4 separate regions of the Mus musculus genome follow, and all the other regions are linked to region 3. A link is a loop called in an ENCODE intact Hi-C map of the cell type or tissue named here. Cell type or tissue: heart. All regions are shown on one strand. Region 1 holds the start of Tmed10 (transmembrane p24 trafficking protein 10). Region 2 overlaps Tmed10 (transmembrane p24 trafficking protein 10). Region 3 has its middle 15 kb from the start of Fos. Region 4 holds the start of Gm40477 (a long non-coding RNA gene).

Evidence for each region. Hi-C counts contacts between places; a loop is a spot of excess contacts. Peaks named below come from ENCODE experiments on the same cell type or tissue, not always from the same donor. Only the 100,000 strongest peaks of a DNase experiment are listed, where the experiment ranks them.
Region 1: it touches region 3 in a loop (5-fold over the local background); 30 of 42 quality-filtered maps call a loop at or near these places.
Region 2: it touches region 3 in a loop (5-fold over the local background); 35 of 42 quality-filtered maps call a loop at or near these places.
Region 4: a loop joins it to region 3, with 2.9 times the contacts of the local background. A loop is called at or near these places in 19 of 42 quality-filtered maps.

Annotation. Positions count from the first base shown.
Region 1 is chr12:85,369,762-85,377,761 of GRCm38, forward strand. It overlaps Tmed10 (transmembrane p24 trafficking protein 10), which reads right to left and starts at 4,956. Exons shown (of 5, transcript NM_026775.4): 1 at 4,680-4,956. The coding sequence starts at 4,904. In heart, a CTCF peak has its summit at 4,942; DNase peaks (open chromatin) are centred at 4,690, 4,960 and 5,300; H3K4me3 peaks cover 2,641 bases; H3K27ac peaks cover 2,870 bases.
Region 2 is chr12:85,342,869-85,350,868 of GRCm38, forward strand. Tmed10 (transmembrane p24 trafficking protein 10) reads right to left here. Exons shown (of 5, transcript NM_026775.4): 3 at 7,935-8,000; 4 at 1,357-1,483; 5 at 1-681. The coding sequence ends at 560. Among named protein-coding and RNA genes, the nearest start is that of Nek9, 7.5 kb to the left of the region's middle. In heart, a CTCF peak has its summit at 3,693 (motif pointing right); DNase peaks (open chromatin) are centred at 3,683 and 5,653.
Region 3 is chr12:85,484,508-85,492,507 of GRCm38, forward strand. No RefSeq gene overlaps it. Among named protein-coding and RNA genes, the nearest start is that of Fos, 15 kb to the left of the region's middle. In heart, CTCF peaks have their summits at 3,447 (motif pointing left) and 7,801 (motif pointing left); DNase peaks (open chromatin) are centred at 1,524, 2,424, 3,444, 7,784 and 2 weaker places; H3K4me3 peaks cover 3,237 bases; H3K27ac peaks cover 3,367 bases.
Region 4 is chr12:85,434,103-85,442,102 of GRCm38, forward strand. It overlaps Gm40477 (a long non-coding RNA gene), which reads right to left and starts at 2,355. Exons shown (of 3, transcript XR_872875.2): 1 at 2,040-2,355; 2 at 1,598-1,741. It also overlaps the pseudogene Gm46370. In heart, a CTCF peak has its summit at 3,139; DNase peaks (open chromatin) are centred at 2,149 and 3,289; H3K4me3 peaks cover 997 bases; H3K27ac peaks cover 4,273 bases.

The DNA of each region.
Region 1 (8,000 bases), 110 kb before region 3:
TGCATATAAAATATAAAATAAAGTTAAATAAAATTTAAAAGTATAAACTCTGCATTTGTCCTGCTTATGTGAATTATAACTTTAGGGTAATCAAATGGTCTTTTTTAAAATCACAGAAAAACAGCAACATCTTGTCATACAGATAAAATACAAACGACTGTATTGATAGTCATAGTACAATAAAAATACTTTCTCGCTGGGCGTGGTGGCCACACCTTTAATCCCAGCACTCGGGAGGCAGAGGCAGGCGGATTTCTGAGTTCGAGGCCAGCCTGGTCTACAGAGTGAGTTCCAGGACAGCCAGGGCTATACAGAGAGACCTTGTCTCAAAAAACAAAACAACAACAACAAAAAAATCTCTCCATTTCAAAATAAATGCTCCACCGATCAGCAGGCAGTGTCTGTGCAGACAACGGTGCTGCACACCTTACAGCCACAGCACGTGAGCGGCTGAGGGCAGCTTGTTCTACAAAGGCTGGTTTTTGTTTTGTTTTTTGTTTTTTTTTTTTAATTAACCCCAGCAGTCAGGAGACAGAAGCAAACAGATCTTTGAGTGTGAGGCCAGCCTGGTCTACACATTGAGTTCCAGGACAGCCAGGGCTACAGAATGAAACCCTGCCTTAAAATTAGTAATAGTAATAATAATAAATATCTCAGCTTCTCAGTGGTAGCACACTTTAATGCCAGCAATCATTAGTGATTGCAATCTCAGGGGATCCAAGGTCTTCTGGCCTCTGTGGGGACCAGACATGAATGTGGCACAAAGATATATTTGCCAGGGCTGGTGAGATGGCTTGGCGGTTAAGAGCACCAACTGCTCTTCTGGAGGTCATAAATTTAAATCCCAGCAACCACATGGTGGCTCACAACCATCCGTAATAAGAAACAAAGAACCTATGGGCCAGGGCAAGTGGGACCTGGAGCGAGCGGGAAAAATCAAAAACCAAATAAATAAATAAATAAATAAATTTCTCTTCTTTTGGCTTGAAAAATCCCCTGCCTGCCTTCATCTTCTCTAATTCCACTCTACATAGTAATCCACTGACTATTAAATTTGGTGCCATCTTTCTAGCCTTTCAATTTATGGTAACGTGCTGACCCTAAAATACATTGAACTTATGAATCTATAGCAGATCAGAGGGCCATGGAAAACACCCTCATGTTCCTTGATCCCACATGAAGTGCAGAGCGCTATCCCTGAGGTAAGCATTCTTCTCTCAGCACTCGGGTCAAACCCAGTGTCTGGAACAGGAGGGAAGCGCTCTCTCTACCAACAAGCTACAGCCCAGGTCCTGCACAGCACCAGCTATCTGTCAAGTATTCAGAGCAGAAAGATAAAACTGAGTCTGGTTACATAGTTATGCCGTACTCCTCTTACAGGAACCACGGGGAGAGCGACGCAGGTGATGGGAACCTGAAGTCGCAGGTGATGGGAACCTGAAGTCGCAGGTGATGGGAACCTGAAGTCGCAGGTGATGGGAACCTGAAGTCCTCCGCTAGAGCAGGACCTGTTCTAATGCTAAGCAGCCTCTCTGGCCCCAACACACTAATTTTAAATAAGTCTTTTTCAAACAAGTGGGGAATTTAAAATTTTCTTGTTATAATTTATTGTGTGTGCACGTTATACACATGTGTACATGTGAAAGTTTACAAGATAACGTCTGAGAGTTGATTCTCTCTACCCACCATGTGGGTCCCAGGAGTTGTGAACTAAGGCTTAAAGACTAGAGTCTTTACCTGAAGCATCCCACCAGTCCATGAGTGGTGATATCCTAATATGTTCTGGGTATCACATGACCTTAGGGAATCATTACAGGATTTCATGTGTTTTGTTTTGAGAGAAGGGTCTGAACATGTTAAACCAGATGGCTCTCACCCTCTCGGCTTCAATGATCTCACCTCACCTGGTTTTCACTATGTTGCTCAGCCTGGACTCAGCTAAGCCTCCTATCTCAGTCACCTCAGGATTACAGACACACACAACTGCACCGAGCTCACTGCTATTTCTGAAAGGGTGTTGTTACATGGCCATAAAACACAGTAACATGTTCCTATTTTTTAAGAGATCCAAGCTGCTGTCAGCTGGACTGAAATCCTAATACTGGGGATTTCCTGGGATTGAGATAGTTTAACAGAAAATAATCCAGGGAAAGGGGTGAAGATTAAACAAGTGTGGATCCTGAATAGTTGCAAAATCTGGGTAACACATGCAAGTAGATAGATATATTCTGCATAACAATGAAAATAAAACACTGCCCAAAGCAACTTGGGTTGGTGATAAAACTCAGGACTTTGACATCACAATCTGTGCTTTTTATTTCACTTGAAAAACCAGATGAAACAAAAGGGCCCATGTGTTTTCACGGCGAGTTTCATCAAGAGCGAGTATACTGGCACACAGCTACAATCCCTGCACTTGCAGGGCTGAGGTAGGAGGACGGGGTTCCAGTGAGGCCTAAACCCACAGAGGGGAGGGTGCTGCTCACTCGAGCTCACAATCTCCACCATGCCAGTTACACCACACTAACCACAGCTGCTTCCCAGTTGTCTTTTTTTTTTTTTTTTTTAGTGCCCAGCTCAATTCATTCCTAGATATTATCTACTTGGCATTTGGATTTAAGATTCCAGTAGTCCAATTGAGCTGGTGAGGCATAGCAGAGAAAGGAGGGTAACTGAGTGTTGGTGAAATACTAGTGAGTTGAGCACAACTTCCTTCCTGCTGGCGCCATCCCTTTAGCAGCCTGTGAGCATCCCAGCGTTCACTAGCGTAAGGTTGGACCATGTTCCTGTTTTCACTGAATGCTTACCAGAAGCAAGGCATTATCCTTAACATTCTAGAAAATATGAACAGGAAAACAACCCCTACCCTTAGGAAACTACTAAGAGCTAAGAAGGGAGACAAAGGATAAGCAGGCGAGCTACAGCGAGCGCTGTTCAGGGAGGCCCTATTTAGAACACAAATTAGAAACTAGCAACATATGAAGCTTCAAGACATCCCATGAGGAGTTCTACAGCACATGTGGGCAAAGGCAGATGGTCAGACAGGCAACAGTGGACCCTGGAAGGGTTTCAAACACAGACTCAGGAGAGACCGCAACACTGAAGAGCAAGGTCTCTTTGGCTGCTCAGATTCTTTGATTCTAGGCACGACTTCTACTCTGGAGCCAGCATTAACAAAGCCCAACCAAGCCGGGCGTGGTTTAAATCCTGGGCAGAGGCAGGTGGATTTCTGAGTTCGAGGCCAGCGTGGTCTACAAAGTGAGTTCTAGGACATCCAGGACTATACAGACAAACCCTGTCTTGAACCCCCCCACCCCCCAAAAAAAGCCCAACCATTGTATCTGTATCTTTAAAATGTACTACCAACACTTTCTTGGCTGACAATTCAATATTTAAAGGGATAATAAAAAGATGGCACACAAAACAATAACCCTGAAAATAGTTTTTCTCTCCCAAATAAAGTCTGTTACATTATCACTACTGTGGCCCAATACTTTAAATATAAACAATATAGCTGAAGCTTGTTAAGATGCTCAGGGGGTTAGATCACTTGTTCCACTTTCAAAAGACCCAAGCTGGGGTCCCAGCACCCATATGGTGGCTCATAACCATCTTGAACGTCCAATCTAGAAAACTTGATGCCCTCTTCTGGCCTCCATGGGCTCTAGGCACCCACCAGGTATACATACATACATGCAGCCAAAATTAAAAAAAAAAAAAAAAAAAAACTTAAATAAACTGTTTCTATTTGGCTTAAGAATGTGACGTTTTCCTTCTGTTAAAAAGAAACAACAACAAAATAACTAGTGCTTATTGTGAATGAACACAACTATTCAGAACACAACCAACTCCACTATTAACAACTCAAAAATCTAGTCAAGCAAAACTCCACTGAAAACTGGGACCAAATGGCATTAAGTAAAGTAGCTGTCAGCATACAGGGATCTAGGTGACCCTGGTGTAACTAAAAGAAGGGACTAGAGACTATGACCATCTTGTGATCAATAATAAATCCCAGGAATCACAAATAAGCAAAAGGAAGGTTTTAGCACTTTTCCATCAATACACTTAGCTGGTCAAATCCATCTCCAACGATTGTTCACCCTACTTGAGCCTCAGTTTCTGAGTCTATATAACGAGGCCCATGGTTCCATAGGGTAGTGTTTGAACTAAACGCACAACTTTAAGTGGCACAGGAAGTGACGCTTCAGGTGCCTAATGAACAACACATTTTATCAGTCACAGCCAACGTTATTGTCTGCTTTATTCGGTAGGTGTTGAGGTATCTTATGATGCCAACCCCCCATTGATCCTCGAAACATTGCTCAGGAAAATCACGTTAATTCCTCGATTCCTGAGACTTCACAAGACACAGAACCCCGATGACAGCCCGAAGTGGAAACAGCCCTAGGTCTCCGGACTCTAGGTCCGCCAAGGCAGAACTCTGCCCTTCCAAGGGCCCCGACTTTGGCGCGCGGCCCCGCCCCGCGAACCCCAACGCGCGGGGTGAAGGGGCGGTCCCCACCGCGCAGACTTAGCGTTCAGGGATGAGGTTGGGGGGAGGCCAGGCCATGCCCCAGCCTCCGCCCGCTCGCCGGCCCGCCGGCCTCCCCCTACCTCGGCCTTCCCCGGACTACGCCTGCCTTCCTGCCGCCCACCGCCGCGCCCCGCCGCCGCACCTTGAGGTGGGTGCGCAGGCCGCCAGCGCCCCCAGACTGGTCGGTGATCTCGTAGGCGCCCGTCACCAGCAGGTCCTTGTGGATCTCCTCTCGGAGACACTTGCGAGAGTTCACGGGCAGATGGAAGGAGATGCCGAGGACCGAGCTGGGGCCGAGCAGCAACAGAAAGAGCCAGGCGGACGGGAGAGGGCCAGGCCGGGAGAGTGGGCCAAACAAACCAGACATGGTGCCGGAGCCTCGTTCACCACCCGGGGCCTCTAGCGCGCCGGAACCGGGAGCACCCACGTGACGCGCCTCTGCCCTGGCGAGGCCGTCCGCGCCATTTTGGAGATTGGCTAAACAGAAAAGGAATGTAAAGCAAATAACTTCTAAGAGGAAGCAAAGATTTGGTAGTATGTCATAACTACGAGTTTAAGGGTCTATAGAGAAGTCCCCAGGAGTTTTTCGTACACGTTTTATTTTTTAATGGTGGTGAAATACTTCCGAGTGAGCCATAGTAAGTATGGGCAGCCTCGGAAGTAATTGTTTTAAGCCCCCGGAAGCGGTTCATGCGAGTTTTTAAAATCGACGACACCATAGCAACCAGCCCCCAATAAGAAACAGCCACAAGGCCTTCTCTGAGCCCGCCCACCAGCTGCGTAGACTCGGGGCTAAGGCACCAGAGGAATTTCGGTGTCCTAACGCTTACTCCAAAGGGTGTTGGGACAGTGGAGCACTGAAGAGGGAAAACATAAGAGAAAATTTTAATTTGGCTTTTAGTGAGTGTGGGTTGCTAACTCAGAGGAGAGTGCGTAGAGGTCAGCGGGTGAATGTGGATTGGCAGGTATCCAGTTAATGCAAGTTGGGTGTTCCCAACGCACTTATTTATTTAAGACACATCAATAGTCTTCTGCGATAAACTGCACTCAAACCAACATTTAAATTTTTGTTTTGGTCCAGTCAGTGATGAGCATAAAATATTATTTTACCAGATGAGTGTTGTCAAGGGGAAGAAACGGCGTGTTTCGAAAGCATGTTCTGTACCTCCGATAGGTCTTTTTGGTTTTGTTGTTGGTTTGGTTTGTTTCTTTGGATTTTTTTTGTTTGTTTGTTTGTTTCTTTTCTTTCTTTCTTTTGTGTGTGTTTTGTTTTATTTGTTTCTGTTTTTCGAGATAGGGTTTCTCTGTATAGCCCTGGCTGCCCTGGAGCTCACTCTGTAGACGAGGCTGGCCTTAAACTCAGAAATCCACCTGCCTCTGCCTCTCAAGTATTGGGGTTAAAGGCGTGTGCCACCACTGCCCCGGTGGTTTGGTTTTTTGAGACAGGGTTCTTTGTGTAGCCCTGGCTCTCCTAGAACTCTAGAGACCAAGCTGGCCTCGAACACACAGAGATTCACCTGCCTCTGCCTTCTGAGTGCTGGTTTTAAAGGCATGCACCACTGCCCTGCTCTTTTGTAGTAAACTGATTTGTATAGGAATTGTTCATCCATCCGTTAGTAAGTCTTGATTACCTACTACGTGCTAGAGAGACTACAATCATTATGTCTAATGTGTTTATTGAGGTACATCCTTTCTGCTCAATAAACTGAGCACCAAACAATGGGAATACACACCTTTAGTCCCACCAGGGCTACACAGAGAAACTCTGTCTTGAAAATCCAAAAAGCAAACACACAGGTAAAATTCATGTCCATAAAATAAGTCAACAGACTTAGCAATCTTATGTTAAATCAGGGATAAAGTAATCAAACTAAATATTCCTTAAGAAAATAATTCCTATATAGTATTTATCGATTTAAAGAAATATTTAGTGCCTGGCACAGTGGCACAAACCTTTAGTCCCAGCACTTGGGAAACAGAGACACATGTAGCTCCTTGAATGGAGGCCAGCCTAGTCTACATATTGGGTTCCAGGACAGCCAGAACTACATAGTGAGTCTGTAACAAAACAAAACAAAAACAAAACAAAAGTTTAGCATCTTTATGTTGCAACTATAACAAGTGTTATGGAGCTAAAAAAAATATACCAAGAACCATGCTCAATATATCATGCCTGTAATCGCAGGGTTTGGAAGACCGAGGGAAGAGGATGGCCTTGAGATGGAAGCCAGCTGGGACTGTATAGTGAGTTCCAAGCCAGCCTGGGGTACATGTCTCAGAAAGCAGATACTACAACACCCAAGAATAAACAGTAGCCTATGCGTGTAACTGTAATCTGTTTTAATCAATGTCTCTTGAACACTAGCAAAAATAGAAGACTTGTCTGCCTTTAGTAATTTAGATGGTTGTTCTTTTGTTTCATTTTCATTTTTTATAACTCCTTTCTGTCTACCTGGTTCCTTTCCTGGAACAGAAGTCTGAAAACAAAACAAGTGCAAACATAATAGAGTTGTTAAGCATTTTAAAATATAGCAAATACCATATAATACTTTATGAGAGGTCAACTTAGGAACATTCAGTTTGATTGTTTTATCCCTGATCTAAGATTGATAGTCTACTGAGTATAAGTTGATAATTTGCATAGAGCCTCTCCCCAGCAATGCAGGGGAATCAACATATTCTTTTTTTTAAGATTTATTTATTTACATGAGTATACTTTAGCTGTCTTCAGACACACCAGAAGAGGACATCAGATGCCCATTACAGTTGATTGTGAGCCACCATGTGGTTGCTGGGATTTGAACTCAGGACCTCCGGAAGAACAGTCAGTACTCTTAACCACTGAGCCATCTCTCCAGCCCCATATAATTATTCTAATTCGTTGTTTACTCAAGTTTGAGGAATCTTCTGACCATTAGCAGAGATTTACAACCTGTCAATTACCTGTGCATATGTTTTCCTTACCCTTTCATCTTCCCTTGTTTTTTTTTTTTTTTTTTTTTTTTTTTGGTTTTTCGAGATAGGGTTTCTATGGATGTCCTGGAACTCACTTTGTAGTTCCAGGACATCCATAGAAATGGCTGGCTTCGAACTCAGAAATCCTCCTGTCTCTGCCTCCCAAGTGCTGGAATTAAAGGCGTGCACCACCACCGCCCTGCTCATCTTCCCTTTTATACAATAGACCTTTTTCCTTTTGAGACAGGCTCTCTTGACCCAGCCTGGCCTGGGACTCTGGGTGATTCTATCTCTGCCTGCTAAGTGCAGGCATCCACCACCAGACAAGGCCTATTTCACATACCTTCATGATCTCATCTGATATTTTCAAAGCCCTGTAGGATAATTTAGACATTTTCATTTCACAGATAAGGAAACTGAGGGTATGAGATGCTAAGAAACTTGGGTAGTATTTTAAAAGGCATTTGTGTTGCTTAGCTTAGAGCACTGTGACACTTTATTCAAGGGA
Region 2 (8,000 bases), 140 kb before region 3:
TGTGTCCCACCCATGACCCTTTTAGGAGACATAAAATTATGAAGGATATCACCAGAAGCTATGTAAACATTTCATCTAAGGACCAAGAGAAGTTCAAGGTGTTTTCACAAGGAAACCAAAGAGACAACTGATATGAAAGAGCTGACCGCAGTCAGAGAAATCTTGGGAGGAGAACTAGAGTGAAGGACAAGGCGATGAGCAGGTGGGAGAGAAAAAGCAAACAGCTCAAACAGATCCTGTGAGGCGGGCGACCCAGGACGAAGGCTGGCTTTGGCGTTATCTAGGTAACCCCGGTTTGTTGTTTTGTTTTATTTTGTTTTCTTTCCATAGGCGACTTTAATAATCTTGTTGCAAAACCAGTCCAAATCCTACTGCATTAAAGTCCTCATTGACTTGTTGGGTATAGGTGGTGCCCATGTGCTCTCATACCAAAAGTATCAGTTCTGGCAAGAAAGCTCAGCTGTGCCTTGATGGTACTGTTAGTAGAATGGCCTTGGGCTAGGCCAGGCATGTCCCAGCGATGTTCTGCTGGCTCTAGGGGACAGAACACTGAGCCTCATTACTCTATCAACTTCTTGGCCTTGAAGAAGCGACGCAGGTAGAAGACCTGCCAGGTGGCTAGTCCAATGAGGCAGAACATGGAAAAGATGCTGAAGTACAGGACCCGGGTGTTCGTGGACTCTAAAGAAACAAAACAATGCAAAAACACTGTAAATGGAATGAAGTTAAGTTGCTTCAGTTTGGCTAAACAATGGCTAGGGCGTAAAGACAATTAGTTAGCCTCATTCTGTCCATAGGTCTCAGAGTTCAAACAATTAAAGCAAGCAAGCAAAAGTGAGTATGGTAACACACCTGTGATCTCAGCACTTGAGAGGCTAAGACAGGAGAATCCTGAATTCCAGGCCAGCCTGGGCTACATAGCAAGATCCCGATAAGAAACTCTAAAACTGTACTAATAGGATCTGAAAAACCTTATGCTGAGTTGGTAACTATAGCCGCCTCAGTGGTACACCACTTTCTTAGCATGCACAAGGCTCTGAGTTCCATCTCTAGCCCTGTTTCCTTTTGCTTTGTTTTTAATCCCATTTAAAATGTTAAAAATTACAAGTTGGTAATACTTTGCTACAAGCTAACCAAAAATATAGTCATTACATATCACCAAAGGAAATGTCATTCTTCTGAAAACCTAGCCAGCTGATTTACCTTTTAGTTACAATAGCCCTAGAGAAGCAATTTTATTTCCCTAAATCATATTCCACTTTTCCCAAACTGAGAAATGTGTACGTTAGCATTCAGTGTCCAGAATCTGTCTCCTTTACAGCTCACGCACTGAGAAATGAAAGCTACCCCACTCACCATTAGTGTCCCTCATCTCCTCTTCCCGCTTCTTCATGTAGGCAAAGTCATTAACAATGGACTCGGAAAGGTCCTCGAGCCGTCGTAACTCCACCTCCAGTGGTTTGAGTTTCTCGACTTTTGCAATCTGGAAAAGATCAGAATTGGATCCAACTCCCTGAAAAAACTGCTTAAGTAAAGAACATCAAAGCACAAAACAAAGCCATCTGGAGGAGCAGAGTCTCCTCCTTACAGCCTGCACTGCACTGCACCCGTAAAGAAGTAGTGAGGGCAGGAGTTAGCCAGTGTGGGAAGGAGCCCAAGAGAAGTGGGGGAGGGGTGTGAGCAGAATGCACCATCTACGAGTCTGTGTACACATTCAAATCTCTGTCAATCATTCTAAGATATTTTAAAATTTGGCTTTCTACCTTTCTCTACAAACTATATTTTTCCACCTTAGATCTTTAATTTTAATTAAGATTTCTTTAAGATGTGTGTAGTAGTGATTCATGTAAACCCAGCATTCAGAAGGCAGGAGCAGGGAGATCTCCAGGACAAGGTCAGCTGAGTGTATAAAAAAGACTTCACAACAAGGCTAGGGAGATGCTGTAAATGGCTCTGTGGTAAGATCACTTGCTATGCAAGCAAGAATACCTGCACTCATCTCCAGCATCCATGTTTTTAAAAGCTGGGCATGGTGATGCATTCTCGAAACTTCAACTTTGCATTGTAGGGTGGAGACACGAGGAGACAGAGCCTGTGCACCACTTCCAGCAAAACAGAACAGCTCAGTGGAAGGCTGTGAAGGAGGAGGTCCTGTCCCTCCACATTCCTGACTGTAGTACAGCACTTTACATTGCCCTTTCATCCTTTGGTAGGCAATTGACACTATAGCTAGCATGGCAGCTTCGAGAGTCATATTAGGTGAATGTAGGCAGAAGGAGGAAGCATGTGCTCCTGCAGTATCACAGAGGAGCTCAAAACCAAAACCAAAAACTAACAGGGTTTTGCATATCTAAGTCATACAACACTGGACTTGATTATGTTCAGAGCCAAGAGAAATCATACATTTGCTAAAAACGACCCTAAATCTACCTTGACCGCTCTTCAATTCCCTTCCAGAGGCAGCTACAGTTACCAACTCAGCATAAGGTTTTTCACACCCTATTAGAAGATAAACAGTGTACAGTTTTATAGCTTTTCTAGTTGAGAGTCCAGGGTTGCCATTCACCTAGTATTTATCTGCACAAAATTCCCCAAGGAAAGCTGGGAGCAGTGGGACATGTCTTTAATCTCAGCACCTGGGAGGCAGCAGCAGGCAGATCTCTGTGAGTTCAAAGCCAGTCAGGTCTGTATAGTGAGTTCCAGGACAGGCTACATGGTGAGATCTCGTCTCAACGAAACAACAACAAAAACAAAAAACTCAAAACCAAACAAATAAAAACCCCAAGGAAAAGGTACTAATAAGACATATAATAAACCAAGCGTAGTCTGCGTAACATCTTCCTCTTGCTCTGCACTTCCCTATCCAAAGCTTCCTGACTGAGACAGAGAGGCAACAGTATGAAACTTCTTAGACATCAATTATTTAAGGGTCCCTAAATAGAAACTTGCAAAAAGGAACTGGAACTGAAACTGTGGTTGTGCTCCAACAGCTAGAAATATATATATATATATATATATATATATATATGCATTACACTATTATATTTTTATATAATAAATACACACACGCCGGTACTTGGGAGGTAAATCAGGAGGATCTGAGGCTCTAGAGCAGCTGTGGCTACCACACAATAAGTCTACAGAGAGCCTAGGCTACATGAGACCCTAATTAAAAACCAACCAACCAACCAACCAACCAATAAATAAATGGATGGATAAAAGGTGAACTATTATACTAGGTCAGCAGGGTCTGGTTAGATTTCTCAGACTAGCAAGGTTAGAGAATGGTCCAGTTCTCCACTGCTGCTACTCTCATGCTTGCAGGCAAAAGCATAAAACCTTAAAAGAAATTCCAAGTGCGTCCTCCAGGAGACCCTCTTCACTTGCCCAGGACTAAACACTAGTCAGTTCAAATATAAAAAGTAAACTCTCAAGGCTGGGACCAAGCTTCACGAGCATACACAAAGCCCTGGGTTTGAGCCCCAGTGCTGCAAGTAAGTAAACTTAACACTTGTTTAAAAGAAAATGAAAACCTACCACCACCCCCAACAACTGTTCCGCTTGTCTAAATGCCTGACTTAATGCTCCAAGTTCTAGAAGAACACCAGCTTGTATGTTTCATGAAGACAGCCCAGTACTCTGCTTTTTTCTTCCAAGGCAGAAAATAAGGCAGGCCATGACAATGTGAAACAAATATTCCACTAGGGGGTGCCGTTCTCCTGATATATTGTGTATAGCCATTAAATAATCACAGAGTATTAGAGGAACTAGGTACTCATTTTATGGGTCCATCACTTTACAGAGGAGGAAACTAAGCATTCCACAGAAACTCACTTTTTAGTGGCAGACTACAATTTTCAGTGGCAGACCCGATTAGACTAAGATGGGCTCTGGAATCTCTAGCCAGGCACCTAGTATGCAGCACTGGCTTCAAAGGAGCCCATTTTCTCAAGTACTGTGGCTCCTTAAGCAAGTGCTTTGTGATCAGAGTACTCTGCATCCTTTCTCCATAAAGCCCACTGCCCAGAGAAAGCCCTCAACATCTACCACTCTAACGTGACTAGTTCATATTGCTTAGAAAAAACTTAAAGCTATGTGGACTTTCCCTGTCTATGTACCTTCAGAGCATCAATAAATTAAGCTTTTCCTAAAATGCATCTATGCCTGCCACTCTGATGCCACAGCTTAAATCCAGAGAGTACCCAGACTCATCTGAGAGGTACTGAGATCACTAATCTGCAAGCAAACAACTAAAACTAAATAAGCTCAACTGCTTCCAGATCCACAGGAAAGCCTCCTGTTCCAGTCAAATTAATCTGCTACCTTCATGGCCTGCCTCAAAAACCCAAATCAGTTCCTATAAGCTCCAAAGGCTAAACAATAAATGTGAGGGACATGAAGTCTAACACAGGTAAACAGAAAGAACAAGATTCAAGGACCAATCTCCAGCACAGGGGAGGTGCACCAATCACAAGCCTGTTCACAGCAGTTCAGAGGGCCAAGAGGCTGCCCGAGCTGGCTTCACATAGCAGTGCCAACCCCAGGCACTGAACCTGAAAGCTCTCATTGAGAGTGTCCAGGATGGTTCTCCATTAGCCTCCGTTCCAGTGCCTTACTCCTGTCCTGTCCTGTCCTGTCCCGTCCTGTCACTTAGACTGTGCCACTGGTACAGGGAAGCAGAGCCCTCCTTCCTATGGCACTCAGAACACTTGGTTCTGGTTTTCTTTCTTTAGCTGTGGCCTCAACTATGTTTGGGGGCACCTTCTGATAGAACGGCAGGCTTAATAGAATCTAGTCAAAACAGGACTTCCTCCTATTGAAAATTCGGACATCTACAAAAAGAAAGGTCACACGCAGTCAGGAGTTAGGGGACAAGCTGCCTTTGTCCCCCCAGTTACACAATCAGGGAGTCTATCTCTGCAAACAGCTACTCCAGTTCACGAAAGAACAAGTTGCTTTAAAAACAAAATTAGGGGGAAAAAAAAGGGTAGATTTGCATCCTGAAGATATAGAGATGCTGCCATCTAAGGAGCAGAGGCAAGGCAGTAGCAGAAGTCCTTGAGACACAAGGGACCAAGCATAGATGGTCCCTTGTGTCTCTTTCAGTGTACAGTGTTCTTTCTCTTTATATTACAGCCAGTATTTGTCTCCCAAGTATAAAATACTTTATATTAAGACTATATAACAATTTTACTAAGTCCCTCCTAACATTTCACACAGGCTACTGTGCTGCTCTGTCCCACTATGACGACACTGAGTAAGCTGGCCGTGGTGATACAGGCTGGCAGGCCTAATACCTCAGAGGCTGCGATGGAAACGATTGAAGGTTTGAACTCACCTAGGGGCCTACACAGTTGAGTTCCAGGCCAGCCTGGGCTACATGGCGAGGTTCTGTCTCAAACAATAAGACATTACTGCATGCTACAGGACAGCAGAGGACTTCGGAACTGAGTCCACATTCTTGAGATGTTGGATGTGAAGGAAGTTAAAGGGACTGATTTTGGCCTGTCATGGCTACTCTAGGCCTTTGCCTCAATCTGTGCTGGTGTTGGGAGCTGAGAGGAGGGAAGTCATTAAAGAAAGTGGTGGGGAAGAGTTCGTGGTTAGGAAGCAGAACCTTAGAGCTGTGTTGTAATCATGTGCGTAAAAAGCTTAGGACATGCCAGACATCCGAAGCAGGAAGCAGGCAAAGGAAGCGATGTAGTTCCTTTCCTCTAGGGATTCCCCTCTTAGATTAAGCAGAAGGTCAAAAAAGATGAAATTCTTGTCCAGTGTTAGTAACACCTAAGGATACCGGAAATGCCAGGAATTGTGATTCCTGTGGTATGTGGTATGACAGCGGCATTCATACCATTCTTTATACAAAGCCATAGTAACGCCATTGTTTTGGGGAGAGTATGCTATATCTCGGGTTTAGCAGGGCTTCAGTACCCTGTTATTTAATACACAGATGCTTAATGACAGAACAAAGTTACAAGTCATATAGTAGGAAGCAATGTCTCTGTTTCATAGACTGAGCCAAGGGTAGAAAAAGCAGCAGTAACAACACAGTGCAAGCACTGTACCTATTCTTGTAATCCAAAAGAGCTATATCTTCAACACTCCAAGGCTCAGGGAACACAGTGGGAGAGTCAGAAGAAATGTAAGCTCTAGTGGACACGGGGTGCTGTGAAATGCTGTGTTTTAGACATGACATGGCCCTAGTGAACATGAACTCACAGCAGCTATACAAGACCTGAACAAGATCAAGCTAGTCAAAATTCCAGCACAGATAAGGGAAGGTCTCAGGAGTGCACAGCCTAGCTGAGGACCTACTGCCTGTAGATGGCTGTGTTCTTTGGGAGTGTGGTCACTGGTAGGTGCCCATGCCCCATAGCCATGTGCATAGGACATTACTAACCAGACCAGTAGTCACAACACCTGAGGGCGTGTGTCGAAGGATCCTTTCATGGGGTCACCTAAGACCATCAGAATACACAGATATTTTCATCACAATTCTAATAGTAGCAAATTAGTTATGAAGTAGCAACAAAAATAATTTTTTGGTTGAGGTCACCACAACATGAGGAACTTTATGAAAGAGTTGCAGCATTGGGAAGGTTGAGAACCACTGAATTAGACTCAGTGAGCTATAAAAAAGAAGACATGAAGTTAAGAGACATGTCTGAGAGGGTCTGGATGTAGTCAAAATGCATTGTGTGTGTGTGTGTATATATATATATATATATATATATAAAATTCCTCAAAAAATTTTTTCCAGGCATTTTATATCTCATAATAACAGTTTAACAGTTATCTTATAACAGTCAATAAGATTCTTCAGAATCTTGAAAAGTTAAGATTTCACTTTCTGTGTGGTGGTGGCACACACCTTTAATCCAGAACTTGGGAGGCAGAGGCTGGTGGAGCCCTGTGAGTTCAAGGCCAGCCTGGCCTGCAGAGTGAGTTCCAGGACAGCCAGGGCTACACAGAGAAACGCTGTCTTGAGGAACTGGAAAACTTGTGTTTTCACTTTTAAACTCATCAGTTAAAGAGGCTCTCTAAACAAGCCTGGAGATACAAGCACTTTAGCCTCCACTGGGAACTGTCTGATATCCGTTACTGTATCACTGCTTGCTCTAGCGACTACTTCCAAGGAACTTTGGTTTCACTCAATTGAACACAAGAACAAGAAAAAAAGAGGAAAAACTTTGTGGACTTATAGTTACTTCCTGATGCACATATGGCCAATCACTTCCTGTCTGCTTCCAATTTAGGACATTTTCCTCCCAAAATCTTGACGAGCCATGTCTGTTCATCATTTTTCAAATTCTACCTAATCACTTTAAGCAACGTTTTTTCATATAGTTAGGATACACCAAACTATATTATATATCATTCTGTAATACTTCCTACCAGAATAAAATGTCTGACTCTCTTACAGCTCTTTGTACCACCCAGCCTTCCTCCTTTACTTTAACTGGAAGTTATTTTTTAGCGATTGTTTCTCAAAAAACAGCACAGCTGTTCAAGACTAACCAGCGTTTGAGTCTAAACCCTAAGATATACACCTACTTGTTTTAGAGAAGAGAAGGGGATGATATTAGGAATTAAAAAACAAAAAACTTTCTTTTGACAGAATTCTATTTAAAAGTGTGTGTGTGCATGTTTGTGTGTGTTCTGCCCCAGAATGCTAATGGCATGACTGAACTCTACCATAGCAACACGCAACTGTACAGACAGCTGGTTTAGTTCATTGGTTATAATCACAGCCAGAATTATTTGTTCAAGTCTGTTAATACAACCTTTTGTATTACCAGGACCATAGCTGGTTGTCACATGGCTGCTGAGAAAACCACAACCTTGTGGGCCAAGTGTGGCCACTGGCCTGATTAGGTCACAGAAGCCTCCAGCCCCGAGCGTTCCTCCCTCCTGTCTGTTGGAGCAGTACATACCTCTTCATAATTTTTCGCCTCTACTCCATGCTTCATGTCTAGAATCACGAGTTGGTCAGGTATCCG
Region 3 (8,000 bases):
TTGGCTGGTCTGGAAATTGGTAGCAGACCAGACTGGCCTTGAACTATAGAGATCCTACTGCCTCTACCTCCTGAGTGCTACCATGTGCCCTATCCCCCAAACAGATTTGACAGAAAGTATCTAGTTATGGTGTCCCATACCCGTAACCCCCAAATTGAGGAGTGGGTATAGGAAGGTCACCTCTGAAAGGTAGTTCAAGGCTACCTTTGGCTGTAGAGCTAGTTTGAGATCAGCATGAATGGTTCAAACCCTTTCTGGAAAAAAAAAAAAACAGGCAAAAGCCAACTGATATAACACAGTGACTGTGAAAGGCAAACTGAACTTGAGTCTCTTCAGTTAGCTCTGTCACTGTGTCTGAGCACCTGTGTGCTGGTGTGTGTTTACACATTCTTGTGAAGCGATGTAACATTTTGTCATGCTTCCTGGCAAATGCATTGTGGTGAACACGTTTAGTATTTTTATTATATGTTACCTTCCTAGTGTGTTCTTTAAAATGGGAGATTTCTCTAAAATTGTTTGCTTTGAAACTGAAGGACAATCAGGAAAACATGACACTGGATGTATGATATAGTCATGGTACAATTAAGCTACTTGCCTGCTTCCAAGGGATAGGCAGTCAGCAGCACTAACTTGGGCTCACAGCGTGCTAAACACTGCTCTAAACTATACAACTTTTAATGTCTTTTTGGGGGGTAGGGGCTGTTGAGATGGCCCAGCAGTGAATGTGTACGCTGTTGTTGCAGCTGACCTGAACCTGGTTCTCAGCATCTACCTACATCTGGCACATCTGTACAAACGTGCACAGACACATACATAAAAATTAATATAGATTTTTATTAAAAATAGTCGCAGGGCTGGGGCTGTGCTTTTGTGGCTAGAATGCTCGCCTAACATTAAAGAAGTGCTGGGTCTGAGCGCCAGGGCGGTTTGCTTGTACAGGGTATGGTGGTGATTCGTTACCTGTCATGTCACCACTTGGGAAAAGGAAGCAAATGGATCAGAAGCGAAAGGCCCTTTTCTCAGCTACATAGTGAAGGCCTGATCCACATGAGATACGCGAGACTACGTCATATATATACAAAATAGTCACAGGTACCCTCTAAGGTAGGCCTCGCTATTATGCTTACTTTATAGATGATAGTCTAGGGCACAGGAAGACTGTGGCCTGTACTTCATTATCCACCTGGAGTGGCGGCCCTGGAATCTGAGCCCAGGGTAAAGTGTCCCCAACGACTGCATGCTCAGCGGCTGGTAAGGAAAACCAAGTCCTCTACAACCTTGCAAGCCGAAGAAAGCTTCGATGGGTAGAAAAGCTCCTCTCTGCCGGCTTCCCAAGCTCCTCCCAGGGGTCTCGGCGTCCCTGCACCCTCCCTCTCCGCACTCTCCCGATGCCCTCACCCTGCTCTGCCAAGGCCAAGGTGTCACCTAACCCTTCCCAGCTTCCGGCCCTTTGCTCCAGGTCAGCTCGCTCCTGCAGACAGCACCAGGAGCCGGCCAGTCCTCTATTTACTGTTTGGTTTCCACGGTGACACGTAGGCGCCGTCAGCGCCTCCCGTCAGCGGCCCCCACCCGGCGCCGTGACGTCTGCCCGCCGCTTCCGTTCTGCCCATATTTGGAAAGGCGCCGCGGGCAGGGAGGGGTTGGGAGCCGGACTCCCGCGGCGCCCCGCCCCCTGCCCGGCTCCGCCCCCGCACCGACCCGAGGAGCCATGGGCTGTGCACCCCTCCTCCTACCCCGACCCTGCGGAGGCGGGCGGGGGCTCGGGTCGCCAGCATCACTGGGCTAGTGGAGGCTGCAGTCAAAGCTTAGGGCCTGGCTCCTCTGTTCCCGGTGGACGATCCGGGATCACGATTTTCGCTTTCTGTGCCCGGAAATCCTGGAAACAATCCCGGTCTAACCCTCCCTCTCTTTGATACACTTGATTTCAGATTCTCGTCTTTGGCGCAGTGAATAGCTTTAAGGACACAAGTTCGGGGGGTGGGTGGTCTGCGTTTTCCCTTGGGACATAAGTGACCTTGGGAAGGCCACTTTTTTTTTTTTCTGGCTGGGGCCTTTTTAATTTTTTTCAACCCTGTCATCTATTTAGCGAGGTCTTCCATCACCCTCTAACTGACCCCCCTCTTGGTGACATAATTGCAAAGTAGGTGAAGTTCTTGAAGACCCCCGCAGTTCTTATGCCTGCACTACTTGTATCTGTGCGTCTCCTGGGGCTTGCTCATTTTAGACGCTTAATTAACTTTAGTTAACTGCTGAATGAATGGATCCGAGACGGGTTTCACCTTCATAAGTCCGATCCCGCAATTCCTTTTACAGGCGGAGGGAATATTGCGATGATTAATAATCGCGCGGCAGGGTTGCTGATGTAAAGCGATTTGCGGATGTAAAGGGCAATAAACATGCGGATGTAAAGGAATCTATCGAGATTCCAGAAGTCTCTAAGGAGCCGTGGGTGTGTGCAGCAGAGCCGTGGGGGCGGGGATGGGGAGGGCAGTGCCGCAGTGACTACCGCTGGGTACTCCGTAGCAATTAACGAGATGTGTGGGGCTAATTCTTTATGAGGCTGATCTCCCCCCTAACGCCAATACACTCCACTATCCTCTTCTGTTGGTCGCCCACGTTCCCCAGTCCCTTTGGCTATAGAAGTGTGGGATTTTTTTTTCTAGAATTTCAAAACTGAAAGGGACTTCAGAAATTAAACTTGTTATTTCATAAACAAGGACACTAAAGCTTGTAGAAGTTGGCTTTCCCAATCAAGCTTGAACAGTTAGGTAGAAATAGATAAAAGTCGGATTTCTGGCATCAAATTGTGTCCTCCTCTCCCCTTAGAGGGTATCGAGGTGTGCCTAAACCTGAGCTCTGGTGACCGAATTTCTCGGCTTAGCTATGCATAGTTGGGCTTAATATTACATTTAAGTATCCAACGATGCCCACTGTCACAACCCAACAACAGAACGGGATGAGAGTGTTTACTCCTTAAAGCCACTAGCATTCCTCTTTAGGACGGCTGGAGCTTGGTCCCGGGGAAGGGTCAGAACTGTAGTCAGGCTGTGCTGAAACTCGAGTTAGATAGACTAGCTTTTGTTACCATTCAACCCCAAGCCATAGGCAGACTGCCCAGACTGCAGCTGGTGAGCAACCTACAGGACCAACCCTTCCTGATGCTTCGAAGGTTTCTTCCTTCTTAGGAGCCTGGCTGCAGGGACGCATCTTTCAATATTCCTTTACAGCTTCACCCAGATTCTTCTCACAACTGCTTTTCTCTAACATCCAGGCTGGCTGCGAGGACAGCTCCCGCAGAGATGATTGGTGCCTCCTGGTTGACTGGCGCCTCCTCACCTCTGGCTGATGTGAGGAGTGGTCTGGGAACCGTCCTCTTTCCTCTGACTGTTCTTGGAGCGGTAGCCTCAGAACAGCATCTCTGCCACCTGGTGGTTGTGGGAGCCAAGTGTGCCCTCCTCCTCCCCCAGTTCCACAGACATCATCATAGTGATGAGGGGGCTCGCAAGAGTTTGCTGTGAGGAGGACAAAAGTGTGAGCGTGGTTTCTCCTCCTCCAACCCGTCTGGGAGCAAACCCAGTTTGTCATGCTTGGCGGCAAGCCCCTCTCCCTATTGAGCCATATTGAGGCCCACTCTTGATGGGAAGAGCCAATCTGGCAGATGAAACCAAAACCAAAATAAAACACCAAATAACTCTAGCTGTTTTCTCTCTGTGGCTTGTTTCTGAGCACTTGTTTCATGTGGATGTAGGGAAACAGTTTTGTCATTTTTCTTGCCAGGGCTGCTTTTCAAGACCTACTGCCTCTTCTCTTTCCAACCAGATTTCAAGTCCCATCTTTGAGATAAGTTTCTCTCTCTCTCTCTCTCTCTCTCTCTCTCTCTCTCTCTCTCTCTCTCTCTCTCTCTCTCTCCCCCCTTTTGTATAATTTAGCTGCACTGAGAGAGACACACATAGTAATTATAGGCTCCCTTTTAAAAAATGTAATTTGTTGTTTTGGTATGCATCTGTGTGGTGTGTGTACCTGTGAGGTTGTGTGTGCCACAGTGCACACTAGGGGGTCAAACAACAACTGTGTGGGGATAGTTCTCTTCTTCCATTTATTTTTTTTAAAAAAAGAAGTAGTTATTAACTTTATTTCTTTTTTTTTCTTTTTCCCCTCTTCTCTTTCTCCCTCTTGCTTCCCCCCATCTATTTTTTTTAAAAAAGGTTTATCTATTTATATTGTGTATATGGGTTTTATCTGCATGTTTGTCTACACTCCAGAAGAGGAAAATGGATCCCATACAGGTATAGATAGTTGTGAGTTGGGAATCAAACCCTTGACCTCTGGAAGAGCAGCCAGTGCTCTTAACCACTGAGCCATCTCTCCAGGCCCTTCCTGGTCCATCTTTATGAATGGGATGGAATTCAGGCCACTGTCCTCTATGGGGCTATTTGACCAGCCCCCTTCCTTTTCTTTCATCCATTTGTTCATTCATTAATTCAATGAACCTTTATTTTTAGAGACTGAGTCTGTGTATGTAGTGCACACTGGCTTTCAATTCATGATCCTCCTGTGTCAGTCTCTTGAGTGTTGAGAGCATGGGTACATACCATCACGTGGGGCTGGGAATAGGGATATGAACTACTTCTCAGAGTGTATATGCTGGCTTCTTCACTGTTTCCTTGGGGGTGGTGGTCAAATATTGTCTTTTGTGTTTATAGACTCCCTCCACCCCCATAGGGCCCTCCATAGGACTGGGGACCAAAAAGGTCCTCCAATAAGTCACTCCTTACTGACTGGTCATTTCTACAGACACACTGTGGACCTTCGCATAGATAAGCCTTCTAGAACTCTTAGTTCTTGGTGGTGGTGGTGGTGGTGGTGGGGTGTAGAGGGTGATCTAATCAAAGGTGGCTTTGCACAATGCATAGTTTCACAAGAGAAACACCACCCAGAGTGAGAGGAGGAAGCTGGAAGCTTGCAGTAGCCTCAGAAGAACGAGGAGGAGGGTGCCAACCAGGAAAGGAGGAAGCACAAAACAGGGGTCCTCTGCAGCTGGGGGTTGGAGAGACAGCACAGGCTTTAGAGCTAGCTTCAAGTCCAGACTCCTTTGCTGTGAGGCCTTGGCTGGCTTACTCTGCTGTCCCAGTTTTCTTCTACATAAATACCTGCCCAACTCACGGCTGTGCCAGGGTGCAAGCTGAGCTGTCGTTTATAAACGCACTAGACACTACAGGGCACTAGGTGATATGAATGAAGGTCCCAGCTTCTGGCTTTCCTTCAGCACCACCCTTTCTGGGTTCCCTCAAGGTCTAGGTTATCTCCGGTCTGTCCATAGTTGTTGACCTTCAGCAGGTCTCTCCAAGTCCTAGACTCATCGGTTTCTCCTGTGTGAGGTAGGCCTAATTATATCTGCCTCCAAAGACTCAGGAGCATAAAGTCAGGCATTATCATTAGGAATGAGGGGGAAGCCCTGTAAAGATGAACAGGGTTCCAAAAATCCTACAAGTTTTAAGGAAGACAGGACTCATGGACTCAGAATGAGACAGGCTCAGCAGCTTTTGGGGGGTGGGAAGAAGTGAGGGAAGACTGGGCTGGGCCATGAGCATTTGTCATTTCTCAAGTAACCAGAAATGATGGGGCCTCACGAGGTGTGAGCCTCTTCGCTCTAGGAACTATTCAGCTGCAGGGCTAAACTGAGGGTGTGGACCTAGTGAGGCTGGGTGCCAAGACCCATAGGTTCTTCTACCCTCCTTCCATGGAGGGAGGGGGGCTTCGGCATCTAAGGGTGTGTGCTGGGTGGGCCTTGGCAGCCTTATTGTTGTTGCCTGTGTGTGGGAATGGCCCAGGGACATCTTGGCCCAGGAGGGGGACTCTTGGGCCTAGTAAGCTAGGAACCTGCCCGCACAGCTCCCCAGAGCTGCCATTCCAAGCCTTCACTGAGGGCACCCAGGGATTGATTGCCAGCTATTATAAGAGAGGTGGGGGAAGGAGAGTTGTGGGAGCCACATTCAGCTCAATTCCCTTCAGCTACATGCACGGAAAAGTACTAACTGGGCTATGCAAATGACTGGGTCTTTCTGTCAGTTCTTTCTGAAGAAGGAAGCCGGTTGCAAAACCATATAGTGCTAGAGTGTTGCAATTACAATGAATCGGGAATCATAAAATGGACCCCCCCCACTCTTGACAGCTCTTGCCCCCTGTAACACACTGGGGTGTCTGGTAAACCCGAAAAAGGCCAGGGGTCTCCCGTTAAGCAAGCTATTCTTTGGGGATCCCAGACACAGTTTGAGGCTAAGCAAACTCGTCTTTGGAGCTGCTGTTTGGGGAGCACAGAGGAACCTGGAAATCTCCTTCCAATTTCTAGTGACAGCTACAGGGTGGACGCTGGATGGCTTCAGCAAGCCCCAAAGCAGCTTTGTGGGAAGGAGACAAGCAAGCAAGCAAGCCCCACAAAATCAAAACGAACAAACCAACACAGCCAGCTTTCAAGGCCGTGAGGGTGCAGATACTGGTTGTGCACTGGAGGGGAAATGCTGGTCTTTTTCTTCTCTTCACTGGTCTGTTCTTCATGGCTGGTTTTTTGGTTGTTTCTGGTGAGCACGCAATGCTTAGAAGATATTTTAAAATGTTATCAAGCAGAGCAGATTTTTTTTTTTAAGATAGAGGACAGCATAATTTGCCTTGCCCTTTCTTTCCAAAAAAAAAAAAAAAAAAAAAAAACCACACCCTTTGAAAATTCAGATAGTGAATATATACAGAAAGTTAAAAATGATTGTAATTCTTTGTCAACAGTTTTCACTCTAACTTTCCAATGACTACTTGAGTGTTTTGTTTTGTTTTTTGAAATTGGGTTTCTCTGTTGTAGCCTTGGCTGTCCTAGAGCTCAGTCTGTAGACCAGGCTGGTCTGGAACTCAGATATCTCCCTGCCTCTGCCTCCTGAGTGCTGGGATTAATGGTGTGTACCACCTCAGCCCAGAGTGATGTGTCTGCCTGCCTTTCTCTCTCTCTCTCTCTCTCTCTCTCTCTCTCTCTCTCTCTCTCTCTCTCTCTCTCTCTCCCTCTGTCCCTCCCTCCCTCCCTCCCTCCCTCCCTCTTTCTTTCTTTCTTTCTTTCTTTCTTTCTTTCTTTCTTTCTTTCTTTCTTTTTTTCTTTCTTTCTTTCTTTTTGGCTTTAGCTTGGCTTTTTCTTCTAGTGATGGGGGGCTTGAACCGAACTCTGTACACAAGCAGGTCTGTTGGCACAGACACATGTCTGAAATCCCAGAACTGGAGAGGTGGAGGCAGGAAGAGGATCACAAGTTCAAGGCTCCTTCAAACTACAAGATAAGTTTGAAACTAGCCTGAGTTAGGTAAGAAAAAACAAAAGAAACAAAAACCCATCACCCCCCCCCCCCCAAACCACCAAAACATCGAGGCCTCAATGCAGAATTCTGCATCTGACCCCAAGATGGGACACAGGCAAAACCGAGGCGCACTGAAGTGTTGTTTAACATCGTCTTCAGGTGCTAAGCATGGTGTGTGTGTGTGTGTGTGTGTGTGTGTGTGTTTTGGGGCTGAGGGTGGGATCTGTTTTTGTTCACTGTTGGTGTGTTGCAGGCTCCCAGTGGGCGTTTAAGGAAGGAGAACAAACCAGTTCATTTGAGACCTGTAAAATGCCCCCTACCCTTCTGCGGAAACGCTTCGATTCTAACTTGACGGATGACTGACTGACTAAGGAGCTGATTGGAGCAGGGAGCTGTGGGCTCTACTTAACCAGTTCCAGGTCTTTCTCCCGCTGCTTACGCTGCGGTGCTGTGATTTCCACCTTAATATTGAGTCGCTGCGCCCCCTTCTGGTAATTTTGGGATATGACAAGGACAAAATTCTTGTGGGCTGGGGGTTGGGGGGAGGGTGGGAGTGTGTGTGTGTGTGGGGGCTCTTTTGCTAAAGGCTGAGGAGCAAGCACATTCACTGTGAGGAACTCACTCACCCTGTTGAGGACCTCTGACTTCAGGAGAGGAATTGCTGGAACAGAA
Region 4 (8,000 bases), 50 kb before region 3:
TCACGATGACCACACAAGGTAGGCTGAAAGACTGAAGCTGCCCAACAGCAGGAGCTCCACTTTGAAGCTTCCCACACTCCATTGCTCTATCCTGTCTACAGCCCAGCTCCTGAGAGACGTTCCTTCCTCCCAAGTGGGGGTCTGCTGAGCTCAGGCATCAGGCCGGCTCATCACAGCTCTGTTGGTCTACTAAGTATCCATGCTCACTCACATCACACCCTGCCTTACAAAGGCGAGCAGAGCTTTGCCTACTGAGTCAGTTTCGGGGAAGCGTGGAGAAGCCAGAGCACAGCAGATCAGAGAGGAGCAGAAGAAACCAGAGATGCCTCTCAATCTATGTAACAATAAAGAGCTAGAGGGAACGGGTGGACAGTGTATCTGAGAGGGGTCTTGGTAGCTATAAGATTTGGGGTGCCAAAAGTGAGGAATTGGGGGGGTGGTCAGATCTCTCTCCTCCCAGCCCCCTTTTCTATCCCCTCTTCCACTCTCTTCCTTTCACTTTTCCTCCCCGGTTTCCCTCCTCACCCGTGATCTCTCTTTGGATACAGACTCTAATTCTACATCCCAGGCCAGAATGGCCTGGAAGTCATTATGTAGCTTAATCAGGTCATTTTTATTGCTAAATTACTAATTAAAAATGGGAGATCTGGGTTGGCTCATGACTCAGTGCATAGGCACTCGCCACCAAGCCTGATGATCTGCATTTGATTCTCAGATCCCATACGGTGAAAGAACAGAGCCAACTCCCACAGTTGTCCTCTGACCTACACACACACACACGCACACACACACACACACACACACACACACACACACACACACACTAACTGTAAGGAAAAACTTGGAGGGGGTTCTTATAAAAAGCTGTTTAAGCTAGATGGAGTGGTGCACACCTGTAATCCCAGCAGTGCAGTCAGAGGCAGGGGGATCGTGGATATTGGTTGATGTTATATAGTAAGTTTGCCACCTTGGAAAATCAAAAATGACAACCAGATGTGGTGGTGACACGCCCTTAATCCCAGCACTCAGGAAGCAGGGGCAGGCATAGCTCTGAGTTCTAGGCCATTCTGGTCTACATAGTAAGTTTAAACCAGCAAGAGATACATAATGAGACCATGCCTAAAAATATAGTATATATTATTAATCATATGTGTATTGCTTTGATTCTGAAAGCTGATATTAATCTGTTCTTGGGCCCCACAAACATTTACCTAGAATTTATTTTGGCTTTAGTCAGGGATCAGTAAACCATGTCCAATGGTTAAATATGTTTAAAGGAGGCCCAAAGACAGAAAGTCCCCCCAAATGAACGTGTAATAGCAGACTTTGAGTGTCTATAGACCGGGAGCATGCTTGGCTTGAACAAAGCCTGGGTTTCAATCCCTAGCAGTCAAGACAGAGCAAAACAACCACAAATAAACAACCATCGACTCATCCCGTATAGCCTGTACTATTTTTCTGGTCTCTGGGGTCAGCCTGGAGGTAGTACCTGGTTGGTATTCACTGATGCAGTAACAAACCATATATATATGTCAAAAGGTTCTACCCAGCCTCCTCTCAGACAGAGCAAAAAGCTGGATATCTCTGCCCACCACACCTGAGAGCAGTGTTTATGGCTTCCAGACGAGGTCAAAGCCCCAAAGGCCACAGAACAGCAGAGTTTCCTTTTCCATCCTCATTTCTCTCTCCCCTTGACTTCTTGGCAGTCTTTTAACCTCCAGATTCCATGTGTTTGGTTCAGCTGAAAGCAAAACAAAACACAGTCAGGCTTATCTGTTTGCAGAAAGAGGTTTCAAAGGGGCCAGCCTTCCCACTCCTTGGGTCAGAGAGAAGTGTGTGGGTCCGAGAAAAGAAACTGCAAGGTAAACTTGAGACCGGTACGGGAACCAACTTCCTTCCAAATAGCCTGAAACATCTCCTGCATAGTCCCACACAGCCAAGCTCCTTGCTATCAGCTCCCAGGCCAGTCTTTTCACACGCTGTCCTCAGAGCAGGTCTCTACATGGCATACATTTACACCAACGAACACCCACACGCACACACATACACACACGGCTCCGTCTGGTGACAGATTGGGGTCTGAAAAATCTGGCAGCCTTCTCAGCTGATGGCAGAGTGTTGAGTCTGTTCTGTCTCCCTGGAGTCCCTCTGCACACGCAGGTGCACGTCAGCGCCTGCTCTAATTTTATCCCTGGCTGATGGAGGAGACTAACTGAGCAGCAGGGAAGATGCTATTTTGGGTCTCTCTGCAGCTCTGGGTTATATAAAGCCTATTGCCGTGACCTGCATTGCTTTGAGGCTGAGTCTCACTCTTGAGCATGCTGTCATAATATGTCATCAGCTCAGACACACACACACACACACACAGAGCTCTTGGGGAATGAGGAGAGGTGTGTGCTGAGGAGGAGTGTGTGTGTGTGTGTGTGTGTGTGTGTGTGTGTGTGTGTGTTCCTGCCAGCTTGACTATACTATCCGGTAAGGGCATTGTAAGGGAAAGAGGCTTGTTCTGGAAGGAAATAGAAAGCTCTTTCTGATGGAGAAACATGAGGGTCTGGCTTTGAGCTTTAGGACAGAATGTTTTGTGAGCTGATGTTGTAGGTCTGCTGTTGGCATGGTGATAACAATTTCTATTTTGGTAACTCTTTTCATTTTAAAGGAACCTAAGGGGCTCGTGAATTATACACAAACGGTTTTGCTTTGGAATGGTAGGATTTTTTTTTTTTATCTGACATTAGCAGCTGCTGCTGCATGAACAAACGAGATGGTCTCTTTTGGAGATGGGCCGTGACAGAAGATTGCCTTGCCCACACCAATGGGGATAATCTCGCTTGGAAAGTTTTTCCTTATAGGTCAAAACATCCCTCACATTGCTGGGAATTTGTCCACCTTCTTAAAGATTCCCGCTCGCTTGATTCAATCAGCTCTATAGACAAACTGTCTTTGGACTTCCTCTGAGATTAAATCTTTTCTTTTTAGATATATACATTTTGATAGATGAACATATAACAGAATCTCACTAGGACACCCTTGAAAGTACTAGGGTGTTCTCAAACTGTGTGTCATTCACACAAAGCTAGAGTGACAGGGCTCAGAGAGCTTCTCCCAGTCTGTCCTGCTTCCCATAACCAGCAGGGTGAGCAGACGACGACCGTTCTCAGTGAGCCACACGTTTCCCGTTCTTAATCTCCATGGGCATGCTCTGAGTGACATGACGGGACCCATAAGGTATTGCCCAGGGGCACACAGACTTGGCAGGTTCAAATCTTGGCTTTGGGAGCTGCCAGAATGGGAGGCCCAGGGCCAGGGCTCCTGCTGTTGGTTTGGTTCCCGTCATTGGCAGCAGCTGTGGCCATGGAGTTCCCATAAGTCGTAACTTGACGGCTGCCTTATTTCTCAGCTGCCCTTTGAAAGGAGTTGATCCTCCTTTCCCACTGGCCGAAGCGCTTCTGAGGATTTCTGGAAAGAATAACCTAAAGCTTTCCACAAAGAAAGCCAGGGGAGTCTGGCAATTAGCGCCAAAAGGCAGAAAGGAGCGGGGCCCCAGAGAGTTCTAGTGCCGGGAGCAGCTAAGAGAAGGAGGAAAGGGAAGTGGACCAGAATCAAAGACAGGGTTCGCAGGGGCCGGATGGGGAAATGAAGCCAGGAATGGGGAAGGTACAGATGAATCACTCTGTGGCTTATTAATAATGGACTTGGGTGGAATTTGGACACGTGTGCCCTCCTTTCCCCTTCTTCCAGGCTGGGAGGTGGCCCCTCACCTTGGTGAACTACTTAATGCCTTTCATCTACCCCTGCCCATTAATGAGTCAGTATCAGTATCTCTCTGTGTCTGTTTGTCTCTGTGTGTCTCTTTTTCTGTGTCTTTGTCTCTGTCTCTATGTCTGTCTCTCTGTGTCCTGTGCCTCTGTCTCTCTGTCTGTGTCTCCGTGCCTATCTCCCCTGAGCCCCTTATTATACAACCCAAACTAGCCTCGAACTTATACTCCTGCCTCCGTTCCTCATTACTCCATTCCCCTCAGGAGCAGGCCTGAATACACTGCCATCAGACATGGAGTTCTGAGGCCTGCAGCCTAAGTCTCTGAGTTGTTTGTTTGTTTGTTTGTTTTGAGACAATGTCTTGCTCTTTGTATCCTTGGCTAGCCTGGAGCTTGCAATGTCGAACTAAATTAGCTCCAAACTCACAGAGTTCTGCCTGCCTCTGCCTCCTGCATGCTAAGATTAAAGCGTGCATTCCATCATTCTTGGCTCTGGCTTAACTTTTATAGTCACCTTCCCGAGTAACTCATCCCTGTGAAAGTCTCCAGGTCGCTCCTTACCACCTTACACTGATCGTTCTCAACTCTCTTGTCTTCTGTGTGTGTGAGTATAGACTGTTCCATCTGTCTGGAATGCCCTTCCTATTGTTGTTGTTAGTAGTATCTGTGTGAGTGCGCCCGTGCAATGTAGCCAAGGCTAGCTTCAAACTTGTTATCCTCTGACTCAGCCTCCCAGATATTAGAGTTAAGGTGTGCTATCATGTTTTTTTTTTTTTCCTGGAAAATTCCCATTTTTTTTCCTTCTGATGCTGACTCAAATAAGTTGTTTTAACTCTTCCTGCCCTGGGTCAGGAGCTCTCCGCTGGCATGTTTGTTTGCCTTTTGCCTGAGTACTTAGTTGAGTACTCTGCAGCCCACCGGGACCATGGGCATCTAGATTAGTTCTCACTTAGTCTACCACTCAGGCTGCCCAGCAAGTATCTGTTGAATGAATGACTGCATTGAGCAGAAGCCACATTTCCGCAGTAAAGTTTCCTCTGTGTCACAGGAGCTAGAGACTGAGCTTGCGGGCAGTGTCAGTGTGCTTTGTCTTGAGAAATCTGACAAAGAATATAGGACGTCCTGAGTTATCTGCCTCCAAACCCTAAGGGGAGGGACAACAACAGAGATAGTCAATCACTGTGTTACACGGGTGCTATGCTGCGCGAGATGGCCCATGTGACCAATCAGCATCTGCCTTTTCTGTGCCCCGTCCCAACTAATTCATGGAGTAGAGTGTACAACGTGCATATGGATCTCACAGTCCTTTCCAGAGAGCGCCATGCTCCCACCATGCCATACTTCAGTTCCACCACGGATCTACCCAACCAGTCATGACTCTACCATGAGCATCAGAACTTCCAGCCAGTGCGACCCGGTGCTGCATATCAGTGATCCCAGGGATTCGGGAAGCCGAAACAGGACCATTGCAAGCTGAAGGCCTACCTGAGTGGCTTAGCAGGACTCTCCCAAAATAAAAAATAAACGAGGGAGTGCCAGGGCTGAAACTCAGCAGTAGAACTTGCCTAGCACGAGTGAGGTTGGGTTTAAGTCCCAGGACGTGGGTAGATGATGGTGGTGAGGACGTCATAGCTCCATCACTGGGCTGGCTGCCATCTCTGCCCAGGTCACACCCTAACGATGCTGGCCTCAGGGACTGAGGCACAGGAGAAAGTGTGGAGCACCCAGTGCTTGACCCAATTACACCAAACCAGGGTCAAGGAATTCATCAATTCTAGGGACATCTGAGATGTATACATCTAAAAAAGCCAAGGGAAGACCAGAGGAAACCCCCAACTACAAATTGGGTTTGTAAATGCATTATTTAATTTAGGTTACTTAATTTAACCTCTGATACACGTGATGGGAATAATTTTGTGATGGCATATCATCAATGTGTGCATGCACATACACATAAATATTACCCTAAACCCTTTGCTCTCACACTCAGAGATGCCTCCTGAAGGTAGAACCAGGGTGGTAGTATCCCAGGAGTAAACTGGCTGTGGGAACGTGGGCATAGAATTGGCATCTGGGAGAAATTTTCAAAATTTTAAACAGTTCCTTTTGAGGCTTATGCATCTCGACAGCTCTCCTGCTTTGACAGAGAGGAGAAAAGAGCAGCCATGTGATCGGGAGCCTGCAGGAAAGAGGTTGGAAGAGGGCTGATACCCTAGTCCATGGCTTTACAACAGCTGCAGGGGCTGGAATAGTTCACTTTAAATGAGATGACGCTGGGCCACTTAGGGGAAAGAGAGAAGATCGGAAGACAGAGAGGGTGGGTATTAAAGAGAAGGGACACAGAGAGGGTGGGTATTAAAGGATTATGTGTTTTAGGCCGTGTTACCATCACCCAGAAAGGCATGTACTTCAACTGCCAAGAAACTAATAATGAATTGGAACACCATCCAGGGATGAGAGCAAGTTAAAACAATAGCTCCTGTGCTCAACCTGTGTGCTATTTCAAGATCAGCAGTTAACTGGCTTTTCGGGGCACAATGGGCAAAAACCAGGATAGGATCCTGTGTTGTCATTTAAAGACTTTCTTTTTAATTTGTGTGTTTATTTTGGTTTGTGGGGTTGGGGGGAGAGAATCTCAGGTAGTTGTCTTCAAATTTGCTATGTATCCAACAATGGCCTTGAATTACTGATCCTCCTACCTCAGACTCTGGGATTTTAAAGGTCTGTGCCCCCACACTGAGCAATCTGATCTTGATTTTTTTTTCAGAATATGAAAATTTATTACCGTGTTTCCATTGTTAAACTTTATGATCTTGGCCTTTCTTTCTTGCCTTTGTATAGAGCCAAAACATTGGGAAATATTGGCTACTTTAACCACCTTAAAGAGGACTCCAGGAATATCACCTACAGCATGACCTTTTCGACCAAATCTAGCAACCAGAACTTCGTCATTTTCCTCAATGAAGTTCCATCATTGGGTATGAACGTTGTGATCTTCTTGCCGTTCTTAATGAGCTGCACCCTGACACACTTCCTGATGGCAGAATTTGGCTGTTTGGCCTCAACCCCTACTTTTTCCAGCACAATTCCCTTTGCATGAGAGGCACCCCCAAACGGATTGGCCTTCAGGGCTGTGCCCAAGTGGGCTTTCTTGTACTGCTTATCATGCTACTTCTGGTCCTGTCGGTGACTGCAGAGCTTCCGGGCAGTTCAGAGACCACGACACTTGCCCATCATGCTGGCGCCAGGCCCAAAAGAAAGAGATTTTTTTTTTTAGGACAGTGTCTTACTGTGTAGCATCAGCTAGCCTAGAATGTAGACCAGGCTAGCTCAAACTCACAGAATCTGCATGCCTCTGCTTTGGAAGTGCTGGGATTAAAGGTGTGAGTGACCTTGTTATCTGATCCATCTTTAAAGGGTCAAACAACTGGGCTCTTTACAGTCAGGGTACCCGTTGGCTTTCTACCTGTTCTGCTGAATGTCTTATACCGGTCACCTCATGCAAGCCTCACACCTTTACCGCATACCCCCCCCAAGTAGGTAAGCATCCCCCTTTAACTGCTGGGCAAACACGCCCTGAACCCACTGCGAAGTTAAATAACATGCCTAAGGCCACAGATTTTGTGAATGACAAAGCTAGGATCTGAACAAAGACAGACTGGCTCCAGATCCCAAAATCGGATCCCAAATCAGCAACCATCACTCTGTACTGCCCTGGATGTAACCAATAAACATATAAACAACAAAACAACAACCACAACGATGACAAAAAAAACCCTGACTATTGGTGCTGCGCAGGGTGTGGGTTCCACCCCAGTGTGGCAGATGAGAGCAGATGTGTGGAAATCCTGTGTATGAACGTCAGCATGACATCACTGGGGATGAACGCTTATGAATCCAGGTCAGCCGTGTCACCCGCAAAGCTTCACAGCCTCTCCACACAGCACTGGGATGAGTCTCACTACTGGATGCCCTGCCCTTGAGTAGTCAACAAGTGCTCCCTTAATGTGTTCACTCAGTTAATGTGCCTTGAGCACTTAGCCCGAGCCTGGCAAGCCATACTAGGCTCCGGAAATAAAAATGGGCCTGATACATAGTCCCTCCCCAACATGTCTGGAGCGGTGAGGGCAGGTACCCTCAACCAACGACCAAACGGGCTTGAAGCTTAGCGATACTCTGAGGCTAATGCCACCCACTGTCCCTTCATCCTCTGAGGATGCTATTGTTTTCTACATGTCTTGGGAT